Regions from separate parts of the Homo sapiens genome. Here region 2 is linked to region 1. Evidence: read pairs that join two places in POLR2A ChIA-PET (ENCODE). Cell type or tissue: A673. All regions are shown on one strand. Links, peaks and the distances in the headings refer to the core of each region. The heading gives the core; the rest is flanking DNA.

Region 1 (5,372 bases), core at 281-5,280:
TTCTCTTACCCACCTTTTTAGTTTACCTTGCTTTGTCTTTCTGATAATATGCCAGTATTATCAGCTCACATAAATTTGCCAACTTGCTGTGTCCATTGGCCCTGGGCATGGCTAAATGATTCAGGCAGTGGAAATAATATACTTTACTCTCTGGCTCACTGTAAATGTGCACAGACTCCAAGCAAAGCTCCTGTCTTTCGGGCTTGAGTTTTAGAGACAAAGGTTTGCCATGCTTACAGGCTGAATGTTTTTCCCTACTGAACAAACTAGCCAGCCTTTATTTCAAGCTGAATCACTTTGTTACTTACGGAAGGAAAAGGTCTAGAGAAGGAAAACGTATCTTCCATTTATCCTAGACAAACAAATAATCTAATTTCCTCTGGCAGTCAAAATATAGTTTCACCTAAGCCACTGATGCAGGAAGTTAGGTTTTATGTAACCTCTCTAATTGGTAAGTAAGTAGGTTTGATGTCTCTGAGATAGGAAGAAAGAAACGAAAATGTTCATGAAAATAATCAGAGTGATTTGTGTTAAGTGATCCTAACCTTAGCTTGCTCTGGGTGCCAGTGAAATTAACCTCAACAATGTTGGTTGGAAGAATTTTTCAACTTAAAGAAGTTTGAAGTTGGGGAATCAAAAGGCAGGGATTGTTGTTTCTATCACTTAGCTGTAATAACCAGAGCCTGTTTAGTATTTGTTTTTTAAGGATGGGATGTGTCTTCAAAGAGGAGACTTGCCATGTTCAAAGCACAATTAATGCCATTTTCCTACTGAAGTGAACACTGCCAGTTTTTAACAGTTTCTTTCACTTTCCTGTGCTTCTGTAGATAACCTTTTTTACTGCCCAGTTGTTGGAATGTTACAGCTGGAAAGGGACCTAGAAGAGTAATTATCTAACTCTGTTTCCTTATTACACAAATGAGGTAGAACCAGAGTTTTACGTGTCTGTAGAGTTTATATTGAGGGATTAAGAAATAAGGAGGCCAAGAGGAAAGATGTAATGAAAATAATTCTAATAATTATAATCTGGATTCACAGTTTAAAGTATTCAGTCCTTAGAGATAAACCTGCTCTAGTGATGCCTTACTGTTCAGTAAAGTAGAAAATAACTTGTCTTTTTGCTTCGTAGAGTTTGGGTAAGTCTAACATTTATAGGCCCAAATAATACAAAACCCTCAGTGAACTAAGCAGCCTTACTGCTTTTTTGTTTGTTTTTGAGACAGGGTCTCAGGCTGGAGTGCAGTGGCGCAATCATGGCTCACTGCAGCCTTGACCTCCTGGGCTCAAGTGATCCTTCCACCTCAGCTTCCTGAGTAGCTAGAACTGCAGGCATGCACCACCATACCTGGCTAATTTTTTAAATTTTTTTGGTAGAGATTGGGTCTTGCTGTGTTGCCTAGGCTGGTCTCAAACTCCTGCTCAAGTGATCCTCCTGCCTTGGCTTCCCAAAGTGCTGGGATTATAGGTGTGAACCGCCGTTTCTGGCCGTATTTTTTTTTTTTTTAAACTGCTTTCCTTTTTTTGTTTTTCCTTTTGCTATTTGCCTTTTTATAAGGTAGATACGGTAGAGTTGCTGTTTTGACTGAGCTTTTGCTGGAAGTCCTTAGCTGCTTTTGTCACTCCAAAAGCAGGGTGAGACCAAATGAAAAAACTTTCAGCTAATCTTCAGTTTTTTTTTTTAATTAAATGGGACTTGGGGGCTGTGGAAGTGATATTTTCCTTAATTTCCCAGAAAACTTTAAGCTCGAGACAGTTATCATATATTATTGCTACCTTTTTTATTTTTTTCTGAGACGGAGTTTCGCTCTTACGCCCAGTCTGGAGTGAATTGACGTAATCTTGGCTCACTGCAACCTCTGCCCCCCGGGTTCAAGCGATTCTCCTGCCTCAGCCTCTGGAGTAGTTGGGATTACAGGCGCCTGCCACCATGCCCAGCTAATTTTTGTATTTTTAGTAGAGACTGGGTTTCATCATGTTGGCCAGGCTGGACTTGAACTCCTGACCTCAGGCCATCCACGTGCCTTGGCCACCCACAGTGCTAGGATTATAGGCGTGAGCCACCGCGCCTGGCCTGTTATCGCTACCTTTTAAAGAAGAAAGTTATAGAGTGGCCTGGCCATTCTCTGTGACCTACCTTTTGGACTTTAAAATGTCTTTCTAGTATGGTAGGAATAGCAAAATCAATATGCTGCCCTCCAATTGATGCTTTGGAATGTTCTAAACCCAGTTTTTATTTTGGCTCATTGCCAGTTGTGCTCCCCCTGCCAGCTATTTTTGGCATTGTCATGAACTTGGAAATTAATGATTCTGCTCACTAGGAGTAGAAAATTTTGTTCCTTTTCAATTTTAGAAAAGCTTTTATGTTGTTTCTGGGTAGTCTTACTAGCTTATTAATGCGCCTGTCAAACTTGTGCAGTGTTGAAAACATGCCATTATGGTTGAGATTTCACTGAACTCTGAAATTCCATCAGTAATATGTGCCTCTAGCCACCTGCAACAGGAATATCACTTTTGAGGGTTACTTCTTTTCTTTTCTTTTTTTTTTTTTTTTGAGACAGAGTCTTACTCTGTCACCCAGGCTGGAGTGCAGTGGCACTGTGTCAGCTCACTGCAACCTCCGTCTCCTGGGTTCAAGCAATTCTCCTGCCTCAGCCTCCTGAGTAGCTGGGATTACAGGTGCCCGCCACCACACCTGGCTGATTTTTTATATTTTTAGTAGAGATGGGGTTTCACCATGTTGGCCAGGCTGGTCTCAAACTCCTGACTTCAGGTGATCCAGCCTCCTCGGCCTCCCAAAGTGCTTGTATTACAGGCATGAGCCACCGCACCCGGCCAGTTATTTCTTTGGTAAACAAAACCACAGTTCAAATTAAATACTACAAAAACTGATGATATTGGTGGTTCCACCCATAGCTGTTAAAAAGTGTAAGCCCGAAGAGGCCTGGGTCGACTGCTATTTGTATTTAAGGATCAGAAAAGCTTTCAGGCCCTGTGGAGTCCCCAGATTTACTGTTTTCTAAGGGCCACTATTTATGTATAAATACTAGGGGAGGATTTTTTTTTTCTTCTATGCCTAGTTTGCTTAGATGGGGAGGGATATTCTTATTTAGGGAAATTATATTCTCCTTGCTTAATCCTTGCCTTCCCTCAACCCCCTGCACATATACACAAAACAACAATAAGCACATATCACTTGAAAGTAGTTTGAGAAACCTGGGTATTCTGTGAGGAGACACGGCCAGTTAGATGGTTCTTCACGGAAAGATCTGTTTTCCATTTAACTCCTGTAACATGAGGAATCTGAATCTGGATCTGGATCTGGATCTGGAGTGTCCTTATAGATTATAATTCCATGACTTGTAAGAAAGAAAGGAAATTATTTGGAGAAGATGATCCAGTGCCTAAGAGCTGAAATCTTGGATCCAAATAGCTTGGGTACCATCCTTTTTCTTTTGTTGAGATGGAGTCTCGCTCTGTCGCCCAGGCTGGAGTGCAGTGGCAGATCTCAACTCATTGCAACTTATGCCTCCCAAGTTTAAGTAATTCTCTTGCCTCAGCCTCTGAGTAGTTGGGATTACAGCTGCCCGCCACCATGCCCAGCTAATTTTTGTATTTTTAGTAGAGATGGAGTTTCACCGTGTTGACCAGGCTGTTCTCGAACTCGTGACCTCAAGCAATCCACTCACCTTGGCTTCCCAAAGTGCTGGGATTACAGGTGTGAGCCACTGCGCTGGCCAAGGGCACCATCTTTTAGTAGTTATGTAGCCTTGGGCAAGTTACTTTAACCTCTTAGTGCCAGTTTCTTCATCTGTAAAATGGAGGTAATACTTTTATTGCATAGAATCTAACATGCCATTGATTATAAGATACATTATTTTTGTACCACTTAAAAAAGGAAAAGCGCTGCCATTAAACTAAAATATACCATCATTTGTAAGAATCTTCTTAATTTCAGAGGTGCTAACATGTAAAAAGATGTGTATCTTAGAATTGATGACATCATAATAATACTTTGATAGGATTGTTGTAAGGATTAAGTGACTCAACATTTATAAAGAACTTAGAACAGTGCATGGCACATAGTAGGCAATATTTATGTGTCATTTATTATTATTGCTATTAGTGTTACCTATTATTTTCTTTTTGAACCCACTTATTGCCTAATTAGTCATAGTTTGACAATTGCCCTTGTATTCCACCATGTCAAATATAAATTTACATAGATGAGTATGTACTTTTACTTATTGAGAAACAGTGTAATATATAATATACTCAATTCTGGAGCCAGATTGCAGGGATTCAAATCCTAGCTCTGCCACTTATTTGACTGTGACTCTAGGCCAATAACTTAATCTTTCTTTTTCTCAGTTTCTTCTTCTGTAATGGGGATAATAATTCTATTTTAGATGTGTTCGTATATATAAACGTCTGAGTTATGGATTACCTTAGTCATCTCTTTAAAGTTCCCTAGCATTTTATTTCTCACTTGGACTGTTAATGAATATTTCTAAAAAGCACACTAAGAGTTCAAAGTTTTAAAATAATGGTAACATAATACTGTTATTATATCTAACACCTACTAGTATTTACCATGTGCCATGCACTGGTCTAAAAGCTTTCATATATTTATTTAAGCTTCACAACAACTCTATGTGGTGGGAACTCTTACTGTCTCCATTTTATAGATGAGGAACCTGAGGCACAGAGAGATCAAGTAATATACCTGCAGCTATTAAATGATGGAACTAGGATTCAGACCCTGACAGGCTGGCTCTAGAGAGTGTGCTGTCAACACCATGTCTCTTCAGAAGGCATTTCTTTTTCTTTTTTTTTTTTCCAGAAGGCATTTCTGTCATGAAGGGTTATTTATTGACCAGGGCTTTTTTTTTTTTTTTTTGGACTGTCTTGGGTCTCCTAGGCTGGAGTGTAGTGGTGTGATCTTGGCTTACTGCAACCTCTACCTCCTGGGTTCAAGCGATTCTTTTGTCTCAACCTCCTGAGTAGCTGGGATTACAGGCGCCCACCACCACACCTGACTCATTTTTGTATTTTTAGTAGATTTGGGGTTTCACCATATTGGCCAAGCTGGTCTTGAACTTCTGACCTCAGGTGATCCACCCGCTTCGGCTTCCCAAAGTGCTGGGATTACAGGCATGAGCCACTGTGCCCAGTTGACCAGGCCTTTTAATTGATTTTTTTTTTTTATGATTGAAATGGTGCTAGGAATAATAATAAAAAAAATCTATTATCCCTTATCTGTGATTGCAAAATTCAGAAAGCTCTCATAAATGAAAATTTTTCTTTAAGTTTGGTATAAATTCATTTAATTGGCAAGACCTGACTTGAACCATTGTTAAGCTATTTGAAGTCTT
Region 2 (5,372 bases), core at 88-5,087, 200 kb after region 1:
GGAGAGACAATGCCAAGCTAATTACGGCCGCACCAAGCTTTATGACTGGGCGCTCACTTCCACCATCATTAGGGGATTCAGAGCTAAATCGGAGACTAATGTGGAGTGTTACAGCTAACAGAACATTGGCACTAATTTAACAATTATTAATATTATTAGTTTGGTGGATGGTAACTGTACCTTTCTGCTTGAGGGGTCAGGGCATGTGGCCCTTCTGAATGTGGGATCAAGGCTGGAGTGATGGAGGTGGAGGGCAGACAGCCAGAAATTCTTTTCCCTCTATGCTTCTCTCCCTGTTTGTACCTGCAACTAGTGAGAGGAGGGGTCTGCCTGGGTCCTCGGGGAGCAAGAAAGAGTTCAGTGCTCCTAGAAGAAAGAAGGGAGGGATGAGGTTGTGTCATTATACTTGGAGGGTCCAGATCTGGATGCCCCTGTTTATTTCTACTTTCAGAGACTCCTCTGATTTCAGTTCCTAAGTGTGACTCAGTCCTTAGAGGCTTCTTTTCCTAAGCAAGAATAGAAAGGGTGCCACCCAGTTTAGTCGGAACTTTGTCTTAGCATGCTTTCCCCACTCCAGACAACCCTATACAGACCATAAAGAAACCTGGTTTGATCCAGATGCCTCAATGCCACTCCTCACTATTTGCAGCCACATGTTATACCCCTAACTCTGTGGACAGGGAAGATAAACTTCAGACAGTTAGAAGAGAACATGTCTTTTGTACAGAGCTTAGAGGGATGACACATACTGAAACCACCATCCCTACTTGACGTTCTCATCAAAGTCAGAGGGAGAAGAAAACTTCTAGAACTATAAATCTAAGGGCTCTACAACTCTTAGATACTGGACCCTGCTTCTAGAACTCTAAAGCTCAAAACACACTAGTCAGAATATCATCTCCTTGGGTTCTAAAGGATTGTGCATTGTACCTTTCCTCAAAAAGGGCAAAATCTGCAGAATTCCATCCTTCCAGTGAGAAGGACAAACATCACATAAATTTCATGGCCACAAGTAAACTGGAGTTAACCACTCCCGGCTGCCAGCCTAAGAAAAACAGGGAAGCTTGAGGTCTCCTGTCAGGTTTCTGCATTTGCTGGAGCACTTCTGGACCTCTGCTTGCTACCTTAAGTCCAGAACCCATGCTGACCATACCTAAACCTCTGCAGCTTGGCTTATGGAAAAAGTTCATTCATTTCTACAAGGCAAATGACACAATGAAAGGTGGAGAACTGCTTATTAGTGTTCACTTGGGGTGTATTAAGGAGAATAGCAGGCCTATGGCTTCAGAGTTTTTAAAGAAAAAGGGGAAACTTGCTTTTAGTTTGGACAGTTTGTGTACAGGTGTTTCCAAGTCAGGGTCTGATTAACTGAGACTTCCTGTGCAATTCCTAGCACAGACTCTAGCCTATAGAGGAGTCTCAGCAAATGACAGTGGAGTCTGAATCTCAGTCTCAGGGTGTTACTAGAAATCTGTAAGCTAGAGACTTAGAACAGGAAGAAGTCAAGGGAAAACATAAAATGGTAAACAGAGCTGGGCCTGCTCTAGCCACTTGCATTTTTCATAAAACTGCAACAAATGAAAAGCTCTAGCATTGTGCTGGTTGGAGAATCTGGACCCAGAGAGCAGGCTGGGAGGCGGAACAGCTGGGGCCTGGTCCTGAACTCCATGGCATCTCCCCAGACCCTCTGGTCACCTAAATTCTCAAAATCCCAAGGCCACTCTCAACCACTATCTTTCTCTTGCTATGATCAAAGGGTCTGCTCCTGCCTCCCCATATCCCTTTCAGCCTCTCAGCTTGGACCCTGGGCTTCCTGGGACTTGTGACTCAGCAGCCAAAGTTAAAGTTTTCCTGAGCTAACAACTAGAACTCATCTTCTGATGCAGCCTGCAGGGAAGGCATAGTAATTCATCTGGGCCTGCCGACTCTCACCCCTCAGGCTTTTCTCACCCTCAACCTGGCCATCCAGGCACCTGTCATTCCAGATTATGGGTATCTCTGTGGAGTCAGAACACCTGTGCCTCCCCCTACCAAGATGTGCTGCACACATACAGCCCTGCCCCACTTCCAGCAACTTCCACCGTCACCCCCAGCATTTCTGCCCTGAACAGACAGGAGAGTCAGCTTCCATCCCAGATGGAACTCCACAGGTATGTTCTCACCCTCTAGGCTCTGAGGGTCAGGACCAGCATTAAGGCTCCACTGGAGATGGATCATTGGTGGAAAAGACGGAAGGGAGCTGGGGAGTAGGGAGAGGCAGGAAGAGGCTCCCTGATAGGGAAAATTCTGTGTCTGGTGTGTATGCGTGGTGTAGGAGGGGATGGCACCAGAGAACCAGAGTCTTATAATAATAACTTGTTAGGCCTAATGTGTTCTGCGAATCTCCAAGGCAGGGAATCAACTTCCCCAACCTCCATCTCTGTACCACCCTCTAAAAGTTCTTTATGTCTAACCTCAGTCCCTTCTGCTGCAGTGATCAAACCATTGACTAAACATTGCCACAACTAGGGACAGCAGCGCCTCCTACGACCCTCACAGGGCTCAGGTGGGCTCCGCTCACCCCAAGGCTGGATACAGCCCCCTCACACACACAAGCCTCCCCTTGGCCCACCGCCCCCTCCCCCGAACTGCTCCTCACGGGTATCTACCTCTATATACGACCTTTAACCTCAAGTGAAAGAAAACAGGACCCTGGGACCTGCAGCCGCTGGGGAGTTTACCCCACCTGTACCTGCTCCCAGAACCGCCGGTCCCTGGCTTCTCGTCCCTGGAGCAGCGCGTGGGGACCAAATTCCCGCCTCTGGCAGCCCCTTTCTCCCCTTCCCGCGCCAGCGGTGCAGAGCCACTGAGCAACTCCCGAGTGCTCCTAGGCCCAGCGCTACTGGGGTCGGGGTGGGGGAATAAGGAGGGATGGAGCCTGCAGAGTCTCCTGGAACCCCGGCGTCCTGGTCCTTGCAGGATCTCCCCACCCCCACTCCGCATTATCTCCAGGCCTCTCACTCCCCCAGCCCCTCCCCCATGGAGGGGACGCGACCCAGTACTCCCTCCCGCCCCGGACCCTCCAGATATCGGGACAAAGAAGCCCCGCGGCAGCCGGCGAGCGTGGCTGCCGGGCACTGGTGCAGCAGGTAAATACCCTGGGCCGGCCGCCACGTCGCCGACCCTCCCGCAGCTCCCGCCGCCAGGGCGCGACACGCCATTCCCCCTGCCGCGACTCCCCGGAGACGCCGCAGCTGCGCGCCAGGGTCCAGCCCGGCGGGGATCGGGCTCGGGACTCACCCGCTCCGGCGAGCTCGACTCAGCTCGGGCTCCCGCCTCGGCTAGGCAGCCGCCTGGGGCTGCGTCCCGCGCAGGGTCAGCGCGGATCGGGCAGGAGGCGCCCTCTTGGCAAAGTCGGCTAGAGGCGCCAGCTCAGTCGCGCACCGGCCCCGAGTCCGAGTCCGAGAGGGACGGAGGGAGCGAGTTATAGGGGCGAGAGGGGGTGGGGGAAGGACGCCGCAACACCCTCATACCCTCCCCCACCCCGCCCCCTGTCCCCCGCCCCCCAGCGGAGACGCGGAAAACCACTCGCAGCCGGAGAGACACCCGGACACAAAGACCTCGTGCCAGCCGCAGACCCAAGTTTCTCCCGGAGAGACTGGGGGTCCGCCCGCGTTCACCGCGAGAACACACAAACGGACGGACAGACCGACGCACGGACCCGGGGACCTCGACACTCGCTAGGAGGCAAGCCCTATTCCTCAGCCGGGCGCCCCTCGTCTCCCGCTCTCTCCATGGACCCCTCTCCTGGCAAATCGCCCGCAGAGCGAGCTTGGAGATGCGAGGGAAACTGAAGCCCCAAGGGTGCCCCGTCCTGGGAGCCTGGCTGTCTGCGGGGTCCCCCGCATTCCGCAGTAGTAATACAGGAGGGCCGGGGGCTTCTACCCCAACCTCCGCTCCCCTTCGGGTCTCTCCTGGCTGTGCAAGCGATGGGCCAGAGGGCTGGACGAGGCTGGCTCCCAATCCAGAATCCCGAGCTGGGGAGTTCTCTCTAGGTTCTGGGGCTCCTGGGACCGGGGCTTTGGGGAAGGGAGATCGCAGGACGGATATCCAGGAAGGGAGGGGGCCCTGGGTCTCCCGTTACCTGCGCCTGCCGCGCTGGGACTCCGCTCTGGGGGCTGCAGCTCGAAGCTCCGACAAGTCTCCACGTCCAGCCCGAGAGGGGGCGGCCGGGCCCGGCACAGCGAGGCGAGGACCGCGAGCGCCTCCTGGCACCGAGGCCCGCCGGCCCCCCACACTCCGCTCATGCCCTAGACACCCAGGCTTGCCGAGCAGCAGCTCGAACCCGCGCCCCGGCCGCACTGGGGCGGGGCACGACGGCCCCAAGAAGACCCTCCCTGCAGCGGCCCCCTGCGGCTCCGCTCTGCTTTTAATCACTTCCCCGCAGGGTCCCCGCCCCTCACGTGGCATCCCGCGGCAGCTGGCGAGTCTGGCGCCTCGCGGCCGCCCCCTCTACACTCAGGGACTGGCCTGAGTCCGGGGGGTGGGGGTTTCGAGGCGGGAAGCCGGGCTGTCCCGAATCTCGGAGGGTGCAAGGCCAGGAAAGAGTCCGGGTTCCCACTCCGCATTCACTGCCTGGTGTGACCTTGGGCGTCTCTGAGCCTCAATTTTCCTCTCCGTAAAGGAGGTGTAATGATTTTAAGTACTTCACGGACTCCCTGGGGATAGAAAGATCGTGTTTGTGAAAACACTGGGTAAACTGCCACATGCCACACGAATGACAGAGAAATAGATAACCCCGTAACAGAAAGAGCGACGGTCAGGCAGGGTCTGGGAGGACCTTGGCCGAGGTTCCTGACGGGAGCAGTTAGACTGGCCCCCGAGTCCCAGCTTCGGAGGTAGAAGACCCCAAGACAGGCGGGCGATGCGAACTGCAAGACTTTCCGAGCTCCGCAATCCTGCGGTCCGCGGTACCCGCATGTTGCTATGGCGACGGGAGGCAGCGGCCGTCTCTCTCCATGGCAACGGGAGGGAAAAGTTTCTGGCAAACAGGAATGGGGGGTCATTTCAAGAGGGCGCAGGGCGCTCAGTTCCGCCGACCCACCTCCTTGCTTCGGTGAAACAGCACCAGAGATCATGTATCTTTCTGCTAAGCATAACAAGAAAGACAGAAAGCTCAACGGGAGGATTGAGGCTAGACTTAAAGTAGAGATCCCCTCAGAAACTGTGGAGTGAGGCCCAGGAACAGATCGGCTGAGAGGCTTCGAGCTGCCTCACTCAGCGCTGGAAGTCTGTGAGCCATGGTCAGGGAGGCCGGGGGACCAGCGCCCTGCAGGGGCCTATCTCGGGAGTCTCTTGATCTACACCTGTCGGCGGTGGGGCCCCTTCTGTGT

What was found. Peaks named below come from ENCODE experiments on the same cell type or tissue, not always from the same donor. Only the 100,000 strongest peaks of a DNase experiment are listed, where the experiment ranks them.
Region 2: POLR2A ChIA-PET joins it to region 1 with 11 read pairs; 2 of 35 experiments call an interaction of 5 or more read pairs at or near these places.

What each region holds. Positions count from the first base shown.
Region 1 is chr1:113,947,066-113,952,437 of GRCh38, forward strand. The region is part of intron 2 of HIPK1 (homeodomain interacting protein kinase 1); the gene reads left to right. Among named protein-coding and RNA genes, the nearest start is that of HIPK1-AS1, 20 kb to the left of the region's middle. RefSeq lists a silencer at 4,728-4,928. In A673, for the core only: a CTCF peak has its summit at 2,278; a DNase peak (open chromatin) is centred at 2,256; H3K4me3 peaks cover 159 bases; H3K27ac peaks cover 1,937 bases.
Region 2 is chr1:114,149,487-114,154,858 of GRCh38, forward strand. SYT6 (synaptotagmin 6) reads right to left here and starts at 4,383. Exons shown (of 8, transcript NM_001253772.2): 1 at 4,124-4,383. The coding sequence starts at 4,286. In A673, for the core only: CTCF peaks have their summits at 2,603 and 4,221; DNase peaks (open chromatin) are centred at 2,935, 3,655, 4,365 and 4,955; H3K4me3 peaks cover 4,864 bases; H3K27ac peaks cover 4,108 bases.